2 separate regions of the Homo sapiens genome follow, and region 1 is linked to region 2. Evidence: read pairs that join two places in POLR2A ChIA-PET (ENCODE). Cell type or tissue: A673. All regions are shown on one strand. Region 1 has its middle 220 kb from the start of OTUD1. Region 2 has its middle 90 kb from the start of KIAA1217.

Evidence for each region. Peaks named below come from ENCODE experiments on the same cell type or tissue, not always from the same donor. Only the 100,000 strongest peaks of a DNase experiment are listed, where the experiment ranks them.
Region 1: POLR2A ChIA-PET joins it to region 2 with 7 read pairs; 1 of 35 experiments calls an interaction of 5 or more read pairs at or near these places.

What each region holds. Positions count from the first base shown.
Region 1 is chr10:23,655,482-23,660,481 of GRCh38, reverse strand. No RefSeq gene overlaps it. Among named protein-coding and RNA genes, the nearest start is that of OTUD1, 220 kb to the right of the region's middle. In A673, a CTCF peak has its summit at 3,547; DNase peaks (open chromatin) are centred at 2,621, 3,571 and 3,851; H3K27ac peaks cover 2,034 bases.
Region 2 is chr10:24,116,192-24,121,191 of GRCh38, reverse strand. It overlaps a transcript of KIAA1217 not described here. Among named protein-coding and RNA genes, the nearest start is that of KIAA1217, 90 kb to the left of the region's middle. In A673, no CTCF peak of the experiment used is centred here; a DNase peak (open chromatin) is centred at 2,731; H3K4me3 peaks cover 2,032 bases; H3K27ac peaks cover 3,006 bases.

The sequences.
Region 1 (5,000 bases), 460 kb after region 2:
CCACTAGATGCAGGCCACCATGGGAAGGGCATGCCCTGAGAGAGGAGATGCTCTACAGCTGAGGCAGCCCCTGAAGGAGCTGAGAGCACTCCCAGCAGCTGGGGCAACAAGTCCCCCTGAGTGAGACTGAGATGCTCATTCCTGGGCCCTCCACATGCACCTCATAGCACTGGCCTCAGAGTGTTGTTAGGAAGAAAAAAAAAATGGGTTACAAAATGTGAGATATGGTCCATAAAAAGGACTCAGTAAATGCTGTCTTCTGATGACATTGATGTTAGTTTCACCTGATTTCACCAGAAAACTGATGTTTGTGAGCACTTTTTTTTTAAGATAGGCTGGAGTGCAGTGGTGCAATCTCAGCTCACTGCCACCTCCACTTCCCATGTTCAAGCAATTCTCATGCCTCAGGCTCCCAAGTAGCTAGGACTACAGGCACCTGCCACCACAGCTGGCTAATTTTGGTACTTTTAGTAGAGATAGGGTTTCATCATGGTGTCCAGGCTGGTCTCGACCTCCAGACCTCAAGTGATCTGCCCATCTTGGCCTCCCAAAGTGCTGGGATTACAGGCGTGAGCCACCATACCTGGCCAGGAAGACAGATGTTGGGTATAGATAAGCCACATGGTGTGGCTCACCCAGGCCTTGCACCCCACTGGCACAGGCCATCCCCTTGTCAGTCACTTCAGCATCTGGGGTAGAATACCATATATGCACTTGTATTTGGAGGGCGGATGTGGTCTACACATTTTGTAAGTATACATTGGCCATTTGAAAGTCTGGTTCGTTATTCCTCAGCCATTGCAATGAAGCAATTTTCTGCTTTTGCAGCGCCAATAATAACTATGTTGGCAAGCCTGTAGTTCTGATATCCAACGTAGCAGAAGAAAAGTCTGTCTTAGCTCTTAGAGAGAGACCAATTTGCCTTCTGTATGTTCTCCTTAGACCTCCAGCAGATTGGATGGTGCACACCCACATTGAGGGCAGATCTTCCCAGCCTAGCCCACTCAGACTCATGCATTAATCTCTGGAAAAGTCCTCACAGACACAACCAAAATAATACCTACTAGGTATTTCTTAACCCAGTCAAGTTGACACCTAAATTAAGTCCACAAGTTCATCCTTTATCAGTTGGCACCCACATGCATCTCCTTAAACCACGATTTCCAAGTAAAGACAAAAACAAGTTAATAGTTCTGCCTAATATGATGCAACTATCCTTCATACTGTTGAAAACACACTAATCCCTTCTGCAGAATATGGCTTTCATGATTTCAATATTATGGATTTTAATCTTTCAGGAGTGTGATTTTAGACATTAAAGATTTTAGTTGTTAGGGGTATTTAGACTTTAGGGATTTGATCTTTAGGGATTTTGCTCTTTTGGGATTTCAACATTCAGGATTATGGCATTTGGGATTGTGTCTTTTGGAATTTGATGTTTCAGGATCATGATCAGCACTGGTCTATGCAAGAAACAAGGCCAGGCTGAGCTGTTCAGGGGACAAGACGCTGGCAGGTCTGAGACTGGTCTAGGCTAAACACAAGGATGGGGACTACTACTGAATGGGGCATATCTGAGGCCCAGTCATGGGTAAAGACCCATGGCAACCTCCCTGGGCAAGATGCAATGAGAGTTGTGACTTCCCCAGAGTCAGAAGGCCAGGTCTGAAGCAAGCTCCAGGAGAGGCTTAAGTCAGTTGAAAGCTTGAAGCAATTGGTGATTCAGCTAGGCAGTTCAGGCTTCCCCAGTCAGCTCTTCTCCTAGGGCTCGTCCTTTGGGGTCTTAAAGGAGCTAGGCCTTTTAAAGTAGGATCTGATCCCCAGTAAAGAGAAATGCATCCATTTTATCTGGAAGCCTTTAGTGCCTGGGTCATATGGCAATTTCAACACAAGAAGACTAGAGAAAAGGATGCACTAAATCCATTACAAGCTGTGTCAATATCCTCTGGTATGTCTCACCAGGTTCTTTTTCCTCTAGGGCCAAACTTTCTAGGATTATACCAAAGATACCTATAATTAAGCATTGACAGGTCATCAATGTCAACTTGTAAGCCTCAGATGGCGACTTGATGGAGAATGTCACTGAGCAATGTCACTCATTGTATGTTGTGAGAGTGGAAGAGAATTCCAATTGTAATTCACTCAATGAATATGTACTGAGTTCTAGGGTCCATGCTAGACTTGGGAGCTACAAATTTAAATAAGATTCAATCCCTGCCTGGGGGAACCCAAAGGGAAGAGGTGAGATTTTGTAATCACATAACAGAAAGCAAAAGGGATGGAAGGTCATGATGACAATGGGAAGTGAAAGGATTGTGTGCAGCCTCCTATCTCCCATGCTTTCCCACATTCCTCCTCTTCCCATCACACAAAAACACAGAGCATCAGAAAGAGTCCCTCATGCCTCTCTTGAAACTGCTTAGGTAGAAAATAAGTTGGATACACAACAAGAATGAAACTCAGTGGCTTTCTGTACAGCAAAAGACCTGTCATACTCCAATTGACCCAGGGAGACAAGACTAGGAAGGGGAGAGCCATGAAGCTAGGATCCTGCTGTGGCAGAACAAAAATGGAATTCCTGGGGGCTTACAACACACAGAGCAGGAAATAGGATGCCTCATCAGGAAATGGCAGTGGGCTTAAGTTGGCCATGAACTTATTGTCAAGGAGTCTGGACCATATTTGGAGGATAATAGAGAGCTGTTAGGGATTAACAGCTTTTAAATGTCAATGAGACAGGAGTGCAGTGTATTAATTCAAGATGAAAGATTGAAGAGATGGAGACTAAACACACCCCATGAATTCTTCCATGGCTCCACCCAGAGTGGCTGACTCTGACCCCCAGAACTACAGCTACTCAAAGATCCTCCCAATCCAGTGATTCTCCCGGCCACTGCCTGGCCAAGGTGGCCGTCCCAAACTCCTGAGGGGCTTCTTGGCTGGCTTTCTGGGAGGAGCCCCTCTGAGGTCACCTGAGGCCCCCTGAGTTCTATCTTCTTTAAAGAAGCCTGCTCCTGCTGGGTACCCTCTGTTCCCTGATACACCAAACCTGAAAGCTGAAGATTCTCTTTCCCTAGCTTGTCCCTTCTTCACTGGTCTCAAAATAAACTCATGGACCAAATTCACTCTTAAAGGATTTACCAGAGTCTCTATAGGGAAGAGGGAATTTAAAAAATAGTAAGATGGAGTAGTTATGAGCTCAGGGAACCCCACGGTGTCCTCACAATCAAGACATCTGACTCCCATTCTTAATATCTAGGAACTTCAGAAAAAGCTCCCAAGTTTCCAAGAATTCATACTTCAAGCCTCCCTTTTCCACCAATTCCAGATGTAGTGGGAAATCATCTTCTGTTCCCACAGCCCTAGTCTCAGAAACCCCTAATCTAGCTCTGGCCCTGCCTATGTGGCCCACTTTTGGCTCTAGTGGGGTTTCTACCCTCTCATTACCCTCTCACATTTGTATTTTTCTTCTCTTTTATTTCCCACAGCCCCAACTAAACTTCTTCCCAACAAAAAGTAGTTTCTATGTCACAGGCAGTTCCCAAAACACCCTGTAGGTGACTCCAGTATGCCACCAGTAATAAGAGGCTTACTTGATCTTTTGACCAAGAAGTCTTCACCTCAGGAAATTTCAAATAAATATCAAGGTTTACTTGCTTTTTTGCTTTGCTGTATTTTAAGATCATGGAACAAATCTGAATTCTGAGACCAGCCTCTTACAAAAGCAAACTGTCATGGAGGGGCAAAAGACCTTGAAAAACCTGCAAGGGTCTTTAGAAAGGAGAATGAAGATGTGACAACTTAAAATGATGATATTATTATTTCTGCTTTGAGTCAGCATACTACCAGTAAGCTCTTAAAGCATGTTTATTGCCTAGCGGGGTAATGCTCTTATAACGTTTCAATGTGCAGCACCACATTGTACCCAAAGGAATAGGATTAGCTGTGGATAAACATGCTGAAAATTCTTTATCATTTGCAGAAGAAAGAATTTTCTTTTAGTTACAATTCTGGAAGTAGAGCCAACTTATTTTCAATGGCTTCTTCAATTTAAATGAGATTATGCGTTTCTGAGCAGTTGAATAAAACAAGGAACCAGTGTCAAGCCAAAGCACCTTAAAGTGGAGAAAAGTCTAAATTATTCAATAAGGGTTTTATCTTTCATTTGTTGGATTTGGATAACTCCACTGGAACTCACTGAGACATTCTATGTCCTAGATTAGAATTTTTTAAATATATTTAAAAAGACATGGTTACTGAAATATCCACCTGATAAATTATTCTCATTTATAAGTATAGTAGACATATATCTTAGACTTCTCTGGGACAATTCCATTTTCAATGTATTTTATTCTTTCCTATAAAGGCAGCATGTTCAATGTTTAACCAAACTTGATTCCATATTATTCAATTTAGAGATTAGAAAACATCTATCGCTGGACCACCTGTTTTAAGTTTATAAAATAAGGGCGCCATGAGCTCTCATGAGCTCTAATGTAGTGATATTCCACTACCTTTATAATACTCAAGAATCTCAGCTAATTTAGCTTAGATTTACAGAAATCATTAGGATGTAAAAGCATTTGTAAGGCAATGTAATTTATCCTTCTCTTTCAGGTAGACAGTCACACCTGAATCGTCCCAGACTAATGAGAATTCATTCTGTTTCTAAAGACATTCAGAAAATTAGATCAACAAGCCTTTTCCATTGCACCTTTCCTTTCTGAATACACGGTCATCATGTTCTATTAATAGATGAGAAAGAAAGTCAAGTTCTAGACCTGGTCATCCCATATTTGTAGTAAAGACTGTTTTTCCCGTAGCTAGCTGGTGATAGGGTTTTAGGGTCCACAATCTATTTACTTTTTTCTAAACCATTCTGAAAGTCAGCAAAAATGACTATATATCCTATTAACAAATTTGTCACACCGTAAAAGACCTTGCTGTGTCCCTTTGCTATAATTTCTCTAGCTGACTTCTTCCTCTATAGCCTCAAGGAT
Region 2 (5,000 bases):
GAAATACTATCCATGAATGAAGGTAATAGAGAAGGGAGCCTGGACAACCCACAGCCTTGGAAGCTAGACAGCTGAATGAAAGAAACAACAACAGCAAACAAAAAGAATACAGGATGCCAGTGGACAGGATCATTCTTGGATCTTTTTCCTCCCCTGTCCATTGAAATACGTGAATGAGCTGCCTCTATTACCTGCATTACACAGGTAAAGTAAGGAGGATTTAATGTGATAAGTGTCACAGAATATTTAGTATCACACCTAGCAAAGGATGTCAGTCAATACTTGCTAGATGTCATCAACATCTTCCTCATCATCATCTCCTTGTACCACAGGATGTGGCAGTTCAGATATGACTGGAATATAGGTTCATAAAAAAGCCACTCAATGCAAACCATTCTCTTTACAAATGACAGCTGCCCCAGGGTTGCAGAGATGACTTGATGCCTTTTGAAATTCAGCAATACAATTTCCATTGGGGGAAAAGAAGTCATAAGGCACATTCTCATTTAGCAGGTGGAAAACAGGCCAGTTAAAGAAGGCAAAGTCTACTGAGCATTTTCTTAACTGGTTAAGGAGGAATGTGCGAGGTAGGAAAACTCCTAGTCTTCATGGCTCCCTTTTGTAAAGGTGGCGTGCCAAGATCACCATAGTTGATGGGAGCTAGCCAGCACTCATAAAAGAGGCTATAGGGGCAACATTATGCCCCATAGCAAGAAGCACGAATTCTTAAGCATAGCTACACCAGAAAGCAAGTAATCCCACTGAAAGCAACCACTGTTCTGTATGGCAAGAACCAGACTCTCATTTTATTTCATTTTTCACTGTTCTCAGATTCCCCTCCCCGTCTCCCAAGGGTGGGTTCATGGCCATCCAAGATTATACCATTGTCACAAATGCTCTCAAAAGTGGGACTCTGATTCCCATTGTTCACAGTGGGACTTTACCCTTGGACTACATCTAGTTACTACACAACATGTAGGGGAAATTTAAAGGACATCTATAGGTCTGAAATAATACACTCTCCTAAGTGAAAATAACAGATGGCCTGGCAGATAATGATCTTTAACTGAAGGGCTAACCAGTAACAAGGCCGGTTCTGGGAGCACTTGGCTATGGCAACAGATGACGCATAGGAATCATGTTTCTTGGAGGTCGAGGCAGACAGTATCTAAAGAATAGGGAAAGCTGGAGGAAGAATGCAGCACCCTACTTCCACGGAAGTGGGTTTCACCCATTGTCTTTCTCCTGCAGACATGCTGGTCCGTAGAGAGCCTTGGTACAGGTGATGGCTTTTGTGACTTAGGGGACCTGGGATGTGTAGGAAGCACAGATCATTTTAATGTTCCTTCTTGCCCAGACATTGGCCAGACAGCACATTGAAGCAGCCATCTCTTCCCCAAAATAACTGCTGGGAGAGGTAGCATGACCCCTCCAATAGCAAACTTTAAGGATTTACAGCTACTATATAAGGACGAGAGGGTAGAGGGATGGGTGGTAGATGTTAGGAGCCCCTAAGGGAACAGGACATTCTGGGCCCTTCTAGATAACCTCTCTGATTACCTGTATATCCTTTAACCACATACAGCTAGATCAGCCTCACAGCTCTGGATTCCTGGAGTTCTGAGGAGGCTTCAAGACACACACAGCTGTAGCTCAGCCTAATAGTGCAACCCAAGATATTAGCAGTTTGACGTATTTTTATGTTTCAACATCCTTTTGCTATAGAGTTGTTTTTTTTAAAAATTTTTACACATTTGCAATATGATTTCATGGCAATTTCAAAAGGGGTTCACAAGAGTTATTGTTTTAGCTAAGTTTACTCTCTAGATTTACAGATCTTTCAGCAAATGTACCTAAATATTCCAGAGAAGTCGACAAAAGTTGAAATAAATTGGTTTGCTTGCTAGGGCAACAATGCTCTTTTCAGAAGAGACTTTTGCTTGCTCATTTTCCAAGTTAAAATATCGTTTATATTATTGGAGGAAATGAGGCAAAAGATATTCACATGACATGTTAATGAAATCAAATGAGTCTTGACATAAAAACATAAACATTACTATAAATATTGCCTGCTACCTGCTAGTACTGAACAGTGTTCACAGCAGAAAACTCAGTATCTCATCTTGTAAGTAATTTATGAGTTGGCAAATCATTTTACTCATATTTATAGTACAACTGATAACTTCATTGAGATTATAATATGCAAAAAAGGCTGACTAGGGGGTTAGGAAGGAAGAAAAGAGAAAAAAAAACAAAGACAAAGTACTTACTTTGAGTGATATTTTAAAAGTAATCCTGAATTTCAAATTAGGCTTTTTTGCTCAAAAAGAAAGACTGATCTAGTTCTACTCCCTGGGTCCTCAGGGTATGCTTCATTACTCAACAGGACAAATCTTTGAGAAATCTTCCTTTTATATTTATTTCTTCAAATGTCCATGCTTTACTAGAAATAGTAAAAAACAAAGCTGCCTTTAAAAAAAAAAAAGCAAATCCAGGATGTAAGTAACAAAAGAAAAATAAATCCTCTCCAAAGCTAGACTCTAATTCAGAGTGTAACTGTCTCCGCTATCTCTGTTTGAAGGCGTCCTCTTGTATTCCTTGTGACATTTCTCTTCACTCAGCCCGGTGCTGTTTTACAGCAACGTGAGGATGTCTGAAGAGAAATGAACTCATTCTCTGAAGTCCCTTGTAGTAAAGGAAAACAGATGGAGGATTTCCTGCTGAGGACTCCCTACCGAGGCACAAATTCGAGGGGGTGTGGAATTGACTTGTTAAGGCGCTCGGTTTTCTAGGCTCAGCAGAATCAGCTCAGCAATGAGCCCATATATGCTGTCTCTGCGCTACAGAGAACTCTGTCATCCTGCAATAACTCCACCGAAAGCAAGTGGCGGAGGCGGCTCAACAACATTATAGGGCCCTGTTTGTCATCACCCCTATTGCAACCACATCTTACCTCAGGACCAGAGAAATGCACGTAAGGACGTTTTGCTAGATTCAGTCTTCTTTCCCATGACTTTCGTTTCTTTTTTTTTTTTTTTTTAACCGTTATTTGAGGCTCAGGGGTACATGTGCAGGTTTGTTATAGAGGTAAATTCACGTCAGGGTTTGGTACACAGATGATTTGGTCACCCCGGGTACTAAGCAAAGTACTTGATAGTTATTTTTCCTTCCTCTCGTTTCTCCCACCCTCCTCCCCTTTCTTGGCTTTTCACATTCATTTCCCAGGTTTCTTATCTGATATAAGCAGTTTCCAGTTCCATGCATTTTGTGAGTGCATTCCTAAAGATTAATTTAAAATGTTATCAGCATTTTCTTTCTCCTACCACCCCTTTTCCGTATGAAAGTACACTTTTCAGCGAAGCACATTTCAAAATATGTGATGAAGATACTGCTTTGCTCAGGAACATTAAATTACACATATGAAGAAAGCAGGACTCTGCATAAGCTGCTTACGACTGCAGAGCCCTGACCACAGATTGAGACTTTTTAACTTTAAAACAAAAACAAAACCAGAAATAGTGAATAGCCCAAAACTCACTTTTTTAATTTTTATTTTTGAGACAGGATCTCACTCCGTTGCCCAGGCTGGAGTGCAGTGGCATGATTTCAGCTCACTGCAGCCTCAACCTCCTGGGCTCAAGTGATCTTCCCACCTCACCTCAACCTCCCAAGTAGCTGGGACTACAGGCACACTCACCACACCCAGCTAATTTTTGTAGAGATGGGGCATCACCATGTTGCCAAGGCTGGTCTCGACCTCCTGGGCTCAAGCAATCCTCCCACACTGACTCTCCAAAGTGCTGGGATTACAGGCATGAGCCACCATGCTCAGCCCCAAAACTCACCTTTAAAAGCACTATTAGGGCCCAGCACAGTGCTGTAATCCCAGCACTTTGGGAGGCCAAGGCGGGCGGATCACCTGAGGTCAGGAGATCGAGACCAGCCTGACCAACATGTGGAAACCCTGTCTCTACTAAAAATACAAAATTAGCCGGGCATGGTGGTACATGCCTGTAATCCCAGCTACTAGGGAGGCTGAGGCAGGAGAATTGCTCGAACCTGGGAGGTGGAGGTTGCGGTGAGCCGAGATTGAGCCACTGCACTCCAGCCTGGGCAACAAGAGCAAAACTCCATCCCCCCCCACCCAAAAAAAAAACACTATTTGGAGTTATTTCCTTCCTTATCACCAAGAATAAGGATACTCCTGCCCATCAGAGCCCTATTAATCTAACAAAGCAGTAACCGTGTATTAATTTCAGTTATCCTAACAGTTCACTCTAACTCCCTAACTATCTTTCATATTACAAATGTGTGTTAAACATCCTTCTAGAAATAAGTACCACACAGTCTTTCTTTCCGTGTGTCTTGGTGCAAGAGTTAATTTTTGTGGAGTAAAAGTTTCCATAAGCACAGGAAAATGACTATGAAAAATTAAGAGAGGTAAGGAGGGTTATTAGGAAGAAGATGTGTAAATTGTGTGTGCGGAGCTATGGCTGATCCATGAGTGGTGAGGACAAAAAAAACTTTTATAGACTCAATAAAAAATTTAAAAATCATCTAGAAGGCTGTTCTACATCAGGGATCCACAAACTATGGCCCATGGGCCAAATTAGGCCCATTGCCTATATTTGTAAATAAAGTTTTATTGGAACACATAAAAATTGAGAAATTCCTCTGTAAAGGAACAGATAGCAAATATTTTAGGCTTTGCAGGCCATGCAGTCTCTGTTGCCATATTGTCTACAGCTGTTTTCCTGCCACAACGGCAGAGTTGCACGCTTACGACAGAGACTGCATGGTCTGCAGAGCCCAAAATATTTGCCATCTGTCCCTTTACAGAGAAAGTTTTCAGACTCCTCCTCTGTATGATAGAGGGTCACCAGATAACTCCTGAATATTTTGGCCTTTTTTTTCTGAGCTGTGCAGTCAGAGGTGTATCACCATAATTGTATTCATAGATAATTCTCATCACTCAATGTCCTACCACTACTCATGGGGCA